Linked DNA regions of Homo sapiens: regions 2, 3 and 4 are each linked to region 1. The links are chromatin contacts, found by Hi-C in ENCODE. All regions are on one chromosome and are shown on one strand. Each heading gives the region's core, a stretch centred on a gene start or an enhancer-like site at or near the end of the contact. The rest is flanking DNA. Distances are from core to core; before and after follow the strand shown.

Evidence for each region. Hi-C counts contacts between places; a loop is a spot of excess contacts on that map. Pooled maps may share reads with other maps.
Region 2: a map of CD8-positive, alpha-beta T cell shows a loop between it and region 1 (16-fold over the local background). The contact joins the promoter of ARHGAP1 here to the promoter of LINC02696 in region 1. A Hi-C loop is called at or near these places in 2 of 168 maps with a recorded cell type or tissue (CD8-positive, alpha-beta T cell and naive thymus-derived CD4-positive, alpha-beta T cell), 2 of 37 single-sample maps with no recorded cell type and 6 of 50 pooled maps.
Region 3: a map of B cell shows a loop between it and region 1 (24-fold over the local background). The contact joins the promoter of ACCS here to the promoter of LINC02696 in region 1. A Hi-C loop is called at or near these places in 2 of 168 maps with a recorded cell type or tissue (B cell and naive thymus-derived CD4-positive, alpha-beta T cell) and 7 of 50 pooled maps.
Region 4: a loop to region 1 is called in a map of naive thymus-derived CD4-positive, alpha-beta T cell, with 8 times the contacts of the local background. The contact joins the promoter of EXT2 here to the promoter of LINC02696 in region 1. A Hi-C loop is called at or near these places in 2 of 168 maps with a recorded cell type or tissue (B cell and naive thymus-derived CD4-positive, alpha-beta T cell) and 6 of 50 pooled maps.

Annotation. Positions count from the first base shown.
Region 1 is chr11:45,353,731-45,357,425 of GRCh38, forward strand. LINC02696 (long intergenic non-protein coding RNA 2696) reads left to right here and starts at 1,641. Exons shown (of 2, transcript NR_120558.1): 1 at 1,641-1,872; 2 at 2,666-2,927.
Region 2 is chr11:46,698,568-46,702,262 of GRCh38, forward strand. It overlaps ARHGAP1 (Rho GTPase activating protein 1), which reads right to left and starts at 2,052. Exons shown (of 13, transcript NM_004308.5): 1 at 1,984-2,052. It overlaps ZNF408 (zinc finger protein 408), which reads left to right and starts at 2,464. Exons shown (of 5, transcript NM_024741.3): 1 at 2,464-2,532; 2 at 2,832-3,109. The coding sequence starts at 2,481. RefSeq lists a silencer at 1,808-1,927 and an enhancer at 2,258-2,547.
Region 3 is chr11:44,064,481-44,068,175 of GRCh38, forward strand. ACCS (1-aminocyclopropane-1-carboxylate synthase homolog (inactive)) reads left to right here and starts at 1,790. Exons shown (of 15, transcript NM_032592.4): 1 at 1,790-2,221; 2 at 3,148-3,435. The coding sequence starts at 3,148. RefSeq lists enhancers at 1,430-1,559, 1,660-1,749, 1,770-1,959.
Region 4 is chr11:44,094,008-44,097,702 of GRCh38, forward strand. It overlaps EXT2 (exostosin glycosyltransferase 2), which reads left to right and starts at 1,671. Exons shown (of 14, transcript NM_207122.2): 1 at 1,671-1,845. RefSeq lists a silencer at 1,538-2,157 and an enhancer at 2,578-2,627.

The sequences.
Region 1 (3,695 bases), core at 391-2,890:
GAATCACTCTCATTTCTTCACAGACAACTTCTTGGAAGATTTGCCTATGTTCATTTATCTCCATTTTCTCACCATCACCCTCACTTATTCCTCAACTCACCACAAGCTGACCTTCTCCAGCCATTCCAAGGAATCTGCTCCAGGTAACAACAAAGTCTGCTCAGTCATCTCACTAATTTATCAGCAAAACTGACCTAATTACTCTTCCTGAAGTGCTCTTCCCTTGCTCCCTGCAATGCCGCATTTCCCTGGTTCCTCTCCTAGGGCTGCCTGCTCATCTTCCCTTTCTTTAGTAGAAGAGCTCTTGACACTCTGTCCTGCGCCTCTTTCCCAAAGGGTATTCTCTCCACCAGGCAATTTCTTCTAAGCTCCTGCTCTAGCACCATTCATATACAAGAATCTAAGGCACAGATTTCTAGCTCAGGCCTGTCATCTAAAAAATCAAACCAGGCACATCCATTGGCCTGTTGAGTTTCTCCCCTAGAAGACCTTCAAGGCTTAATATATGTAAAACCAAACTTCCCACACATCAGCTTCTTCTCCTGTGGTTCCCTTTTAGTATGTGATGGCCCAACATTCTCCCAGCTATCAGCCCAGAAGCCTGGCAGTCACCCCAACTCTGCAAATTTCACACACCCAATCCACCACCACCACTGCCGCCACCTGCTTCCCAATGATCTCTCTCTCTCCCTCCCTCCCTCCTGTATTCTTCAGCTGTGGCCTGAGTCCAAGTAACCAAAGTCAAGAAAAGCAGGGCCATGTACTCTGTACTCACCAGCCTGGTGCTTGAAACCCTCAACTATTGTAAAGTGGTTATGTTAATGAAAAGGGGTCCCCATCCAGACCCCAAGAGAGGATTCTTAGACTTTAAGCAACGAAGAATTTGGGGCAAGTTCAAAGAGTAAAGTGAAAGCAAGTTTATTAAAAAAGTAAAGGAATAAACGATTGGCTACACCATAGGCAGAACAGCGGCATGGGCTGTTCAACTGTGTATACGTTATTTATTGATTATACACTAAACAAGGGGTAGATTAGTCAAGAGTATTCTGGGGAAAGGAGTGGCAATTCCCAGAACTGAGGGTTCCACCCTCGCCTTCAGATCATATAGAGTAACTTCCTAACATCGCCATGGCATTTGTAAATGCTCATGGTGCTGGTGGGAGAGTCTTTCAGCAAGCTAATGTATTATAATTAGCATATGATGAGCAGTGGGGACAACCAGAGTTCACTTTCATTGCCAATCTTGGTTTTGGTGGATTTTGGCCGGCTTCTTTAAGTATCCTGTTTTACCAGCAGGGTCTTTGTGACCTGTATCTTGTGCTGACCTCCCTGTCTCATCCTGTGACTTAGAATGCCTAACCTCCTGGGAATGCATCCCAGCAGGTCTCCACCTTCTTTTATGCAGCCCCTATTCAAGATGGAGTCCCTCTGGTTCAAACGCCTCTTGACAGTTCATCTTTTCAGTGTTTCCGGCTAGGAAATTTAAATGTTTGTCCATCTATTCACTGGGCTCTGAAGCACTCATTTAGTACACTGAGAAAGGAGAGGGAGGGGGGATGGGAGGAGGGGAGGAGCAGAGAAAGGAGAGGAGGCGGAGACGGTTAGTCTAGCCTCTCTGTGGGGCCTCTCTGCTGGTACCCAGATGCTGAGCGCTGAAATTCTCATCCGCCACACACAACATGGCGGCTTCCTGGACCCGCGCCCAATTTTCGCTTCCGGGATGGAAGCTACGTCATTTCCCCCTCTGTTGCCCTAGCGCCCCTTGGAAGCCAAGAATATGAGGAAGTCTTCTTCCTTCGCGCCTTCTTCTTCCTTACGCTCCAGGGCAGCCTGACAGAGCCGCTCGAAGGCTCTGCTGGCCGCGGCTAGCCGGTGAGGAGGGTGGGGGGAGGGGCCGTCCCGCGTGTGGGGGAGTCTGAAGGCGACCAACGAGAGGGAGGGCCGGAGCGGGGAGGTGGCTCGGAGGCATGTCCAGTAAATTGGGGATGAAAATCCTCCCAGGAACCCGATTATTAATGGGTTGAGGGAAGTGGCAGGTGCAGCGGTTGCGCAAAGACAATGATGCTTAGTAGCCAGGACTTCATGGCCACAAAATTTGTGTGTAGAGAGGGCCACAGCAGCCTGAAAACCATTTTCGTCCCCTTTTAGGTTTACCCATTCCACTGGACCCAGCCACCACCCACTCCTGCTGTCTGGTAAACTTTCCTCCTGTTTCTGGGGCCATGTCTGGCATGAAGAGTTTTTACTGAATAGTTTTCATTGATCGCAGGCCAGTTCTCTCTTCTCACCCCTTTATTGAAGTGACAGTGAAAATCTAAGTGAGAAAGCACTGTTACAGGGGCTGAAAAGGCTACAGGAGACCAGAGCCATTGACTTTTATTTTTAAAATGAAGATCTCTTTTACTTGAAGGAACTTAAGAATTTTGGCATTCAAATAGGGGCTGGAAGACTTGAAAGCAGTAGAAATTTCACCACAGGTGATAGGAAAGGATGATCACGAAATGAATATCTCCTGACTTGCACACCTAGTGAGCAGAGCCAGGAAGGACCTCCTTCACCTTAGCATTTGGAACAGGCTGCAAAGTTCATTCTTCCTCATAGCAGCCCCTGCATTCAGTTTGGTTTAGTTGTTTTATGTGGTTTCTAGCCTGATTTTTTTTTTCAGGGTGCAGCAGAAGTCTCAGGTAGCTGAGAAGTTCATGGAATCTTCTTATTTGCTACACCTTTCACTACTGCTTGTGATATAGTGCAGGGTTGGGATGTGCAGACATTTCTCAAGTGCACTGTGTACCTACACAGCATGCTGCAATTTGGCTACTGAAGTCAAGAGAAACTGGTTTGAACAACTACTGAGTGTAACATAGGAAGCGCATTTCATTTGATAACAGGAACACAGCTTTTGTGCTAATAAAATGCTTTGAAAATTAGTGTGTGGTCTTTAGTAATTAGCATATACATTTTAGTTATCCATTGGTTCATAACAAACGGACTAAATAGGTACCCCACTGAGTCATTTATCTAAATGAAAAGTTTGGTTAAATTGTAGTTGTAGGCATTGATCAAAGCTAATGGGAAAAAGAGATTAAGATGAAAATCATGGGATTAAATTTTTAATTAGTTTGCCCCTTGGACCGTTGCTTGGTATGACATGGAGATTGATTGGCTACTTATGCCTGCCTGGGAAGATATGGCTCTGCTACCAAACCTCTGAACGTAAGAGTGTTTTGCAAAAAAACTGAATATTTTATTCAGTAATTTTTCACTTTATTCCTGCTTAACAAGGAATTGAAAAGGAAGGCAAGGTCTTGGATCTCATAGTTCTTGGTATAGTGATAGATATAAAGTATGAGATGGGGGCTTCAGTGGGTTCATTAATAAATATCTCAAATTAACATGTCTAAGTCAAACTCTTCCTTTCCTGCCCCCAATCTCTTCCTCTCCCAGGGCTCCTTATGTCAACTAATGGTGCCATCATTAGTGCACTCAAAGCAAAAACCTGGGAACAATCTTGATTCCCTCTTTCATTCCCCACAGCTCACCCATCAACAAATTCGATCCGCTTTTATTCTAAAATATATCCTAAATCCATTCACTGTTCTTATCTCCACCACCCTAACCCAGGCATCATCATCCTTTACCTGGTTAACTGCAAGATCCTTTTCATTTAACTTCCCTGCTTCTAATCTTCTGACCCA
Region 2 (3,695 bases), core at 802-3,301, 1.3 Mb after region 1:
ACTTCACTCCAGCCTGGGCAAAAGAGCAAAACTCTGTTTCAAAAAAAAAAAAAAAAGGAGCAGCTGGGAGCTGGGGTGGATGTGAAGGAGGGAGAAGGACACCATCTAAAAGGGAGCTGAACTTGAACTTCACCTCTTTTCCAGTGACTGCTCTTCTATGCTGTCAGTTCTTCCAGACATGACCTCCCTCAACGCCCCCACATAACCTCCTTTCCCAGCATAACTAAGCCCAGTGGTTCCCATCTCCCAGTCAGACTGGCCCCTCCCACTACCCCCAACCCACAGTTTAACTTCTGAGCCTGGAAGTTAAACTCCCATTCAGTGGGAGGGTGAGGAAGCTAGCACAGGGAAATTCTAACATCAAGTAGTAGAAATGAAGTATCCTGCCTGTTTAAGACACCAGCCACCCACAAGCCTGCTCTACTCTGTGCAAAATACACCCAACTCTGAGATTAATTTTTCCATTCTCAGCAGGTAAACCTTTACAAAAATCTTAAGGATCACCTTAGGCAATCACTTTTAGGAAGTTGTAGACTTTTCTGAAATTGGTAACATGTGTGGACTTTTTCCCTAAGAAAACTTAGGAGATGTATGCAATTTTAAGAGGTTCATACACCTTCTGAGAATCACTGTTTAAGAACTTCTGGTCTATTCAGAATGACACCTGATATATAGTAGATGCTATCATTTGTTGAATGAATGAACCAATTAATTCATCTCCTAAGTAAAGAAGGGAACCCACACTTGTTGAGGGCCTATATAGGACCATGAACTGGGGACACAAACTCAACCTCACGATAGCACTGATGAGGCATGTTCTACTAAGCTCATTTTACAGTGAGGAAAGAGAGGACCAGCCGGGCACGGTGGTTCACGGCTGTAATCCCAGCACTTTGGGAGGCCGAGGCGGGCGGATCACAAGGTCAGGATTTGGAGACCAACCTGGCCAAGATGGTGAAACCCCATCTCTACTAAAAATACAAAAATTAGCCGGGTGTGGTGGCGCGCGCCTGTACTCCCAGCTACCTGGGAGGCTGAGGCAGAAGAATCGCTTGAACCCGGGAGGCGGAGGTTGCAGTGAGCCGAGATCACGCCACTGCACTCCAGCCTGGGCGACAGAGTGAGACTCCGTCTAAAAAAAAAAAAAGAAAAGAAATCATATTCTCAACGTTGGAATCGGCCTCCCAGTTGCAAATCCCACCACAATACAACAGCAATTACAACTCTCAACTACAATTATGTTTGCATAGAGCTTCACGGTTTACAAAGCCCAGGTTACGTTTTGCAATTATCCTGTTTCACAGATTAAGAAGTTGAACTGAGGCCGGGCGCAGTGGCTCACGTCTATAATCCCAGCACTTTGGGAGGCGGGGGCGGGAGGATCACGAGGTCAGGAGTTCGAGACCAGCCTGGCCAACATGGTGAAACCCTGTCTCTACTAAAAATACAAAAATTAGCCGGGCGTGGTGGCGGACGCCTGTAATCCCAGCTACTCAGGAGGCTGAGGCAGGAGAATCGCTTGAATCCGGGAGGCGGAGGTTGCAGTGAACCGAGACTCCAGCCTGGGCAATAAGAGTGAAACTCCGTCTTAAAAAAATAAATAAGTTGAACTGAAAGCGTGGCCTAATAAGTGGCAAGGAGGAACACTTCCCCCAAATTTCTTCTTCTTAGTGCTTTGCCAGATCAGATCTGGGAGATTTCCCCCTCCCGCCGGCTTGCTGGATGACAGCGATCCGGCCTGGACTCTGCCCTGGGGAAGGCAGGAAGAAGGTAGTGAAAATGATTAAGTCCTCTTATTGCAGGCGCCAAAATGGGGCAGAAACCCTGCAGGAAGGCCAGGCCTCTGAGCCCAGTTCCACCCCCGTTCCCCTCCTCGGATCTGCTCCGGTCCTCCCCATCCGGACCCCATCCCTTCGGACGACCTGGCCAGCTCCTTTCCTTTCCCCATCCCCACCCGGGGAGACCCCGCGCCCAGCAGCTCACCGCGCTCGGGCACTGCTCCCTCTGCCACGCCTGTCAAGGCTCGGCAAACATCCGGCTCCGCGGTGGAACGGGAACCGCCCCCTCCCGCTCTCTTCTATCCCCAACCATTTCCGCCACACCTCCAACCCACTTCCGGCCCCAAACATGGCCTTTCCAGGAGCCCCGCCCACTTCCTGCACATGCCCGCCTAAGTTCCTGCCTCGGGGAGGTAACAGCATAACTGTCCGACTCGTCGCTCCCAAAGAGATGGCTGGAACAATTAGTTCCGCTTTCCCAGCTAGTCGAATCACTGGTGCACCTCCGGAATCCGAGGTTCGCATTGCTCTCGGACAGAGTTCTGCCTCCCCAGTACTCCCAAACTCCCAGTCCTGTGCACCAATGAGGTCCAGCTCTGAGGCTTCTTTCCTGAGAAAAAAATTTGGAAGTCCGTGACTGTTTCCTGGAGGAGCTGAGAAGAGGAAGCTCACTTCCGGCGTAGGGAGGCTTTCTGACCCGGAATGGAGGAGGCGGAGGAGCTGCTCTTGGAGGGGAAGAAGGCGCTGCAACTCGGTGAGTGACCTGCGATGTCCGCGACCCTCAACCTTGGCCCAGGTGGATCTGACGCTCTGTGGTCAGCTTTCTCCTCAGTCTTCTCTCCTCCGGATCCCAGGATCCTCCAGTGCCCTCAGAGTCGCTGGGGGCTTCTGAAGAGCCCTTGAGCCTCCTCAAAACTTTCAGGGCCCTCCTTAGAGCCCTCACCTGTCCCTCGGGCTCCGCAGGCCCACCTGGACCTGCGGTTTCCTCCCACACTTTTCCCCACCTCCCACCTTCTTGGGTGGCTCCCTCACTGTCTTCCCTTCTCTCTGCAGCCCGCGAGCCGCGCCTGGGCCTGGACTTAGGATGGAACCCTTCCGGAGAAGGCTGTACGCAGGGCCTCAAAGACGTCCCACCCGAGCCGACCCGAGACATCCTCGCTTTAAAGAGCCTTCCCCGGGGCTTGGCCCTTGGCCCCTCACTCGCCAAGGAACAGCGCTTGGGGGTCTGGTGTGTCGGGGACCCCCTGCAGCCCGGCCTGCTGTGGGGGCCGCTGGAAGAGGAGTCTGCCTCCAAGGAGAAGGGCGAGGGAGTAAAGCCACGGCAGGAGGAGGTATTGAAGGATAGAGCGACTTCCCTCCGCCCTTGAAAATGTAGGGGAGGTTTGGACATTGCTAGACAGCTTTTCAATTTGAAGAAAGAGAGTATTTCAAGAGATAGGAGATAGTCTTGTCCCTTCTCTTCAGGACTGTCTCCTCTCAGCAGCAGTAGTTAAAGAATCGAGGTTTGAAAAGTTGTTGAAAGCTGGAATCATACAGTGTCAGCAGTGAGTGAGGAAGGTCAAGAGCTAAGGTTTTTGGAATTAAGAAAGCATGGGATCAAATTCCAGCTTTGTCACCTAGCTGGTTAAATTACGTGCCGCATTTAATTCATCTGTGAAACAAAGCAGTGGCTCTCTTGGGATTATATGGAGGAGCTGATGAAATAGTGAAGATAAAAGGTTTCACTGCACAATAAGTACCATTTTATTTTATTTATTTTTCTTTTTTCTTAGACAGTCTTGCTTTGTCGCCCAGGCTGGAGTGCAGTGGCACGATCTCGCCTTATTGCAACCTCCACTTCCCAGGTTCAAGTGATTCTCATGCCTCAGCCTCCCGAGTAGCTGGGATTACAGATGTGCACCACCACACCCAGCTAAT
Region 3 (3,695 bases), core at 540-3,039, 1.3 Mb before region 1:
ACCTGGGACCTGGGTGCCCACTGTACCCATTGCCAGAATATGTAGAGCTTAGGGCAGAGTTTGAAAAATACTTTTGAAATTATATGTGTGTGTGTGTGTGTGTGTGTGTGTGTGTGTGTGTATGTAATTTTTTTTTTTTTTTTTTTTTTTTTTTAGATAGAGTCTCGCAAACACCCAGGTGGGAGTGCAGTGGCACGATCAAATTCACTGCAGCCTCTACCTTCTGGGCTCAAGTGATCCTCCCACCTCAGCCTCCCAAGTAGCTGAAACCACAGGCACATGTCATCAAGTCTGGCTAATTTACAAAAACATTTTGGCTGAGTGCAGTGGCTCACGCCTGCCATCCCAGCACTTGGGAGGCCGAGGCGGGCAGATCACGAGGTCAGGAGTTCAAGACCAGTCGGGACAATATGGTGAAACTCCATCTCTACTAAAAATACAAAAATTAGCCAGGCGTGGTGGTGCGTGCCTGTAGTCCCAGCTACTGGGGAGGCTGAGACAAAAGAATTGCTTGAACCCGGGAGGCGGAGGTTGCAGTGAGCAGAGATTGTGCCACTGCACTCCAGCCTGGATGACAGAGCGAGACTCCGTCTCAAAAAAACAAAAAAACATAAAAACCTTTTTTTGGTAGAGACACGGTCTCTCTATGTTGCCCAGGCTGGTTTCAAACTCCTGGGTTCAAGGGATGCTCCCACCTTGTCCTCTCAAAGTGTTGGCATTACAGGCGTGGGCCGCCACACCTAGCCAGAGTTCAACAAATATTGCAGGCACGTGTGGGAGACCAGGACATGCCTCCCCAAAACATGAAGGATTGTGCTAAAGACAAGCAGCAGCACATTCAGGAAAGCTCTCTACCCTGGCCCTATTTGCCTAAAAGTAGGACACAGGTTTACAAAGACAAAAGGTATCCTGTCCCTCTGTCTACCTAGGAGAACAAAGACAACTTTAGACCCCTATGGCCTGGAGATGGTACCAGAGGAATTTACATTAACAAGCTTGACTAACTGGCCTTTGTCTTTTTTTTTTTTTTTTTTTTTTGCCTTCTCACAAGTTGCCTCCTGGAGAGACTCAAAGCCCTATTTCTTTGTCTTGTAACTTAAAAAAATTACTGTTCTTTGTTGAAGATGCTATAAAAACTGGAATTCAAAGTCACCTCTTCCAGAACGACTCATTCCCTCCAGATTTCTCATGTATAAATGAAATACACATGTCAGTAAATTTCTGTCTGTTTTTCTCTTGTTAATTTGTCTTTTGTAACAGGAGTCTCCCCCAACTAAGAACCTATGAGGGCTACAGAAAATCCCCTACAAATGAAAGGGGCAGAAATGACAAACTGCGATGAAAGGCCATAAGGATGCTCACACCCGAATCTAAAAAGCCCTTTGTGTGGGCCGCAGCCAAGCATACTTTGGCAAGAAATTTCTGTGGCTCTAACCTCCTTTGAAAACTGGAGAACCAAGGCCAGGAGGCAGAAGGAGGTGGCAGACCCGGCCCGGCGGCGGCCCAGCACGCGCAGGCCACCCAGAGTGGAGGTGGGAAACGGCATTACGCCCCTTTCCCTTTTCCTGGTCCCGCGGTGCTACCTCGTGTGCCACCCTTAAAGCGTAGTCCCCGCCGAGACCGCCCCCGCCTGAGTGGCAAGGGGACGAACTGCGCCCTGAACAGGCCTGGAAGCCCAACCCGGTGCGGACCGCCCTCAGTCTCCTAGTCCGGGCGCGCTGAGCGCAGGGGGGCGCTGTCCTCACCCACGCGTAAGTCGCCGCAGGGCGTTTCCGGGCGGAGAAAACCTACACGTGATGGGCGCCCACCGAGTGCCAGCACCGCCTCCTCCAGCTCCGCCAAGTAGGTGGGATCCACTACTTTGCAGAGGAGGAAGCCGTTCAGGCCTCCCTCTGTGCACTTTGCAAAAGCCTCTGCCCTTCCATCTCGAATCCCTTGGCGCCGATCACACTTCCTCTGCCTGGAAACCTGGAGCCGTCTCTCGCGAGACGTCCTCCGCCCTGTAGAAGGCCGTTTCGGTTCTTCGTGCGCGGTAGCCGCCCCACTTGCGGGATTCCAAGGCCTCATCGAGTGCGGGTATCTGGCTGTGGATTCGCCGCCGTCCTGCTGGACGCCTGGAGGCTCGAACCCCGCCGCCCCCCTACCCCAGGCTTTACTCCCACCCCGGCTTCCGCCCACTGTGCTGCCCTTCCTCGGACCTGGGCTGTCGGGAGAGCTGGAGGTGAGCGCTCTTGGGAGAGCCCAGCCAATTTAAAGAGTACCCCTGAGAAGACTTTGCGGAGGAAAATTTAACTGCGGGTACCCGCTGAGTTTATGGTGCGCCCAGTGTTACCAGAGCTTGTGTTGTGCATCAGGACTGGGAAAATTGGCAAGGAGTTACGCTATAATGACTCATATTTTATTGAACTTTGGTCATCAGCCAGGATTTGTTCTAAGTACTTTATTGTCACTAACATATATATTTATGTCTTCACGGCCACCCCGAGGTGGTTACTGTTATATCCACTGTGCAGATGAGGAAACTAAACTGGCTTAGAGAAGTGAAGGAGTTCACACCCGCGGGCAGGAGTAGACCACCCTCTCCTTGGTGTCCACACCTCGTTTCTTCAGGACTGAAGAGGCAGGCCCTGGAGCTCTGCCTGGGTTGCCTGCACTTGTGGAGGTTCCCATTCCTCCCTTCCCTCAGTTCCTACCCGCCATCTGCCTCAGAACACCACATAATCTCATCCTACCCTTTACACCACAAGACCCCCAGGACTCCCAGGCAATACTCTGCTTTAACTCAGGAAATTTTAACCTGGCATTTGGTAATTGAGGTGAGCAAGGGTGGAAAAAGAATGTTGATGACCCCTTAGGCTGGAGAGTGAAAAACTTTTGCAGAAGTAGAACACGCTAAAGCAGCAATACATTAAAGTCACGTCAATGTGGCAAGTGCAGTCCCTGGCACGTACTAGGTCCTTAACAGATTTTTCTTGTTGAAGTCGTTGCACATATGGTTACAGCTAAGGGACACAGGAAGTGATGAGTGCATAAACCTAAAGGAAGGGGCAGATAAGAGAAAGGGGACTCCCATGACTCCAACTCCTTTCTGATGCTTGGTGCTATGGAAATCCCTTGAGCAGGCCTGTGCGTTTTGTCTTTTTGCAGATGTTCACCCTTCCTCAAAAGGACTTCAGGGCTCCCACCACCTGTCTGGGCCCCACCTGCATGCAGGACCTGGGCAGTAGCCATGGGGAAGATCTGGAAGGAGAATGCTCCAGAAAACTGGACCAGAAGCTGCCAGAGCTCCGTGGAGTGGGTGATCCTGCCATGATCTCCTCTGATACCTCCTACCTGTCCTCTAGAGGAAGAATGATTAAATGGTTCTGGGATTCAGCTGAGGAGGGCTACAGGACCTACCACATGGATGAGTATGATGAGGACAAGAACCCCAGTGTGAGTGAAGCTCCCCTCCCACTGGGACCCAAGAGAGAACTGCAGGGTGGGGTACCCTACCTTGACCAATAAGGCAGCATCCAGCCTGCTCTTATGAGGTTGGAGTTATGGTACTCTGACCTCCAAGAGGGCTTCTGATGTAGCTTAGAGAGGCCCCAGTGTACTGCCTGGATCAGGAAATGGTCCATTTAGAATATAGGGGACCTTGATTTCTGAGGGAGGAATTCAAGAACCATATGATGTTCTATGGATTCTGACCC
Region 4 (3,695 bases), core at 421-2,920, 1.3 Mb before region 1:
ATACATGTTTAAAATACAGATAAATATGGAGAAGAAAAAAAGAGGCCACAATCTTCCAGACCAGATAGCTATTGTTGACTTATTTCAAAAAGTGAAAACAATATTCCCTGGGATAAGATAAATTTGGATACAGTTCCAGTGGTGATTGTCACTGCTCTCCACCCATCCAGTTCTCAAATGGGGTGGGTGTGTGCTACATTTTGTATCATTTGCAGGGGGGATTTGATTTGGAAAGCAGAGCAATGCCCCCTTGGATGTGGGGAAGCAGAACATGAGTGTCCCATCCCCAGAATGTCCTCATCCCAATCTCCCTAGATCTGTGACAAGCAGGCATTAACTCACAAAAATATCCCTGGAATCGAGGTTGCTGCCGGAAGCCTCTGTAGGTATCTAGTCTCAGAATCATCACTTTGAATATTTAAGCTATCAGTGACAACTTCCACCAGATGGCGCCAAAGTACATCTGGGACCAGAAGGGATTTGGATCCTGTAGCCAGACCCACAACTCTACCAAACCAACATCGCAGGCCCAGGGGTCATTTCATTAACCTCTCAATAACATCGCTCTGAATTTTAATTTAATTTTTTAGTTTCCACTTACTGCTTTATGACAGCGGTTTTAGTGTGCATGGATAGGGCTAAATCATGTAAATAATAGAGAAAGATACAAAACAAAAATGCGTTTTTTTTTTTTTTTTTTGGAGACAGGGTCTTGCTCTATCACCCAGGCTGGAGTGCAGTGGCACGACCACGGCCCACTGCAGCCTTGACCTCCTGGGCTCAAGCAATCTTCCTGCCTCTGCCTCCTAAGTAGTTGGGACTACAAGCGTGTGCTACGATGCCTAGTTAACTTTTTATTTTTTGTAGAGATGGGGTCTTGCTCTGCTGCCCAGGCTGGTCTCAAACTCTTGGGCTCAAGCGATCCTCTCGTTTAGGCCTCCCCAAATGCTGGAATTACAGGCGTGAGCCACCTTTCCTCGCCATAAATGCTTCCATTTCCGCCTCGACAACTACTCCACCTGAAGCTGTTCATTTCTTCTTGCATTCCTTCCAGAAAAAAGTTATACACATGCCTGAATATAAGCACCTACTTTATATATTTCTCCCTCTTGTTTTTGCATATGCATAGTTTACCTAAAAGTGACTTGCCCGCTGTTTTGGACTACGCTTTGATCTTAACTAATATCTTGGAGATATTTCCTTACCCAAATATATTGCACTATCTCACATTACTCAAATCAATCAAATTCCATAATTTATTTCGATTGTGTCTAGCATTTCGCTATGATTAGAAAGAATGCTGTCATGGAACTTTTTGACAAACATTGTTGAGAATATCCATAGGGCAAACTCCGTACAGAGAGCTTGTTGGAATGAAGGGTACCAGCATTTTCCGTTTGATGGATAGTACCAAATTGCCCTCCAGGAATGTTATACGCTCACCAGAACTGATTATAATAAAACGTCTACATATTTGTTAGTTTTATAAGCAACGCGTGGTGTCTCGTTTGGGTTTAAGGATTCTTTAATTATGAATGAGGCTGTCTGAGCATTTCACTGCGGAGCCTGAGCGCGCCTGCCTGGGAAAACACTGCAGCGGTGCTCGGACTCCTCCTGTCCAGCAGGAGGCGCGGCCCGGCAGCTCCCGCATGCGCAGTGCGCTCGGTGTCAGACGGCCCGGATCCCGGTTACCGGCCCCTCGCTCGCTGCTCGCCAGCCCAGACTCGGCCCTGGCAGTGGCGGCTGGCGATTCGGACCGATCCGACCTGGGCGGAGGTGGCCCGCGCCCCGCGGCATGAGCCGGTGACCAAGCTCGGGGCCGAGCGGGAGGCAGCCGTGGCCGAGGTAAGCGCGGCTCTCCAGGGCGGCGGCCGGGCGGGCGCTGAAGCGAGGGCTCGGGCCTCCGGGGGCCGCTGCTGGGTCGGGACAAGGGCCGAGGGAGCGCGGCCGCGCGGAGGCTCCGTGGAGGCCCGTGGGCTGCGAGAGGCCACCCCCAGCCCCGCCGGGGCTGTGACAATGACTGCCCGCTTTTGGAGCGCTCCGATTTCCACTCCTGCTTCTCCTTCTCCTCCGGCGGCGGCCGCGCTTTCAGCATCTTGGTACCCACCTGTTCTCCTAGCCAACCTTCGCCCCCAGTCCGCTCCTTCCTTTCCTCCTGCGACCCGCCCTCCGCCCTCCGCCGTGACCCCTCCCTTCCTGCTGCCACCTTCCCGCCAGCCACAGGGATCTGATTCCTCCCAGGGGGATGTCCTGCGCCTCAGGGTCCGGTGGTGGCCTGCGGCATCCCTTGCGGTGCCAGAAGCCGTGGGACGAGGTAGGGAAGGGGCCAGGGGCATGTTATGCCGGGGACTGGGTGGTCGGGGGCGTGTTAGGCCGGGGACTGGGTGACCGGGAACTAGATGGCCGGGGGCGTGTTAGGCCGGGGACTGGGTGGCCGGGGTCATGTTGGGCCAGGCACTAGGTGGCTGGGGGCGTGTTAGGCAGGGGACTGGGTGGCCGGGGGCCTGTCAGGACGGGGCAGGAGTATGTTAGACTGCGGACTAGATTGCTGGTGGCATGTTAGGCCAGGGACTAGGTGGCCCGGGGGTGTGTCGGGCCGGGGCCAGGGGCATGTTAGTCTCGGGACTAGGTGGCCAGAAGCACACTGGCTCTGGGCTTCAACTTGAAGTCCAGAGGTGTTTGGGGCTTTGTTACATTCGGTGGGAACCAGATCTAAACACACAATTTTGAGAATCAAAGAATTGCTTGGTGTTACTGATTGGGCAATGCTAATCTAGAAAGGTTCTTGACTTATTTATGTGAAGATATGGTCTTGAAATATGTACATTTAAATTCTTGTAAGTCTTAACTTCTTGTAAGTCAGGTAAGTGCTCTATGTACTTTAACTGGACTTAGTTTGTAACTTTCAGAACTCAAAGGCTATTCACTGTAATAAAATAGATGATTCAGTTTCCATCATTCACTTTCCCCGACTTCCTGGTTGCATGTGAGGGTATGAATGGATAATCAGTTTTGGGGCCAGACTGCCATGCTGTGAATCCTAGCTTTGGCATTTCCAGTTGTGTAATATTGGGCCAGGTACTTAAACTTTCTGTTGTACTATCCCCATCTGTAAAATGAGGGTAATAATAGCTTGGCTTATAGTGCTGTTATGAAGATTAAATAAGTTAACACTATAAAGTGCTTAAAACAGACCCTGGCATGTAGTAAGTGCTTAGTAAGATTTACATATTAATTATGTAATGACACACATTGTCTTATGGTATAATTCCCATGATTAAAAGGGCATTGTTTTTAATTGAAAATAATTTTTAGGGGCATTTAGCCATAACATAACTTTAATTATAAAGAATCCTATCAAGTAAGGCAATGAATTGTGGCTTTTTTTGCTTTTGCTTATATTTGGTTCCTCTGTTTTTCGGAATGGTTGGGTTAAGATCCAGTGTGGCAGTGGCCCCAGGAGTTCAGCTGTAAGGCCCTTTCTAAAAAGGTTAAGAAGAGGCCAGGCGCGGTGGCTCACGCCTGTAATCCCAACACTTTGGGAGGCCGAGGTGGGTGGATCACTTGAGGCCAGGAGTTCAAGACCAGCTGGCCAACATGATGAAAACTTGTCTCTACTAAAAATACAAAAAAATTAGCTGGGTGTGGTAGCACACGCTTGTAATCCCAGCTACTTGGGAGGCTGAGGTTGTAGT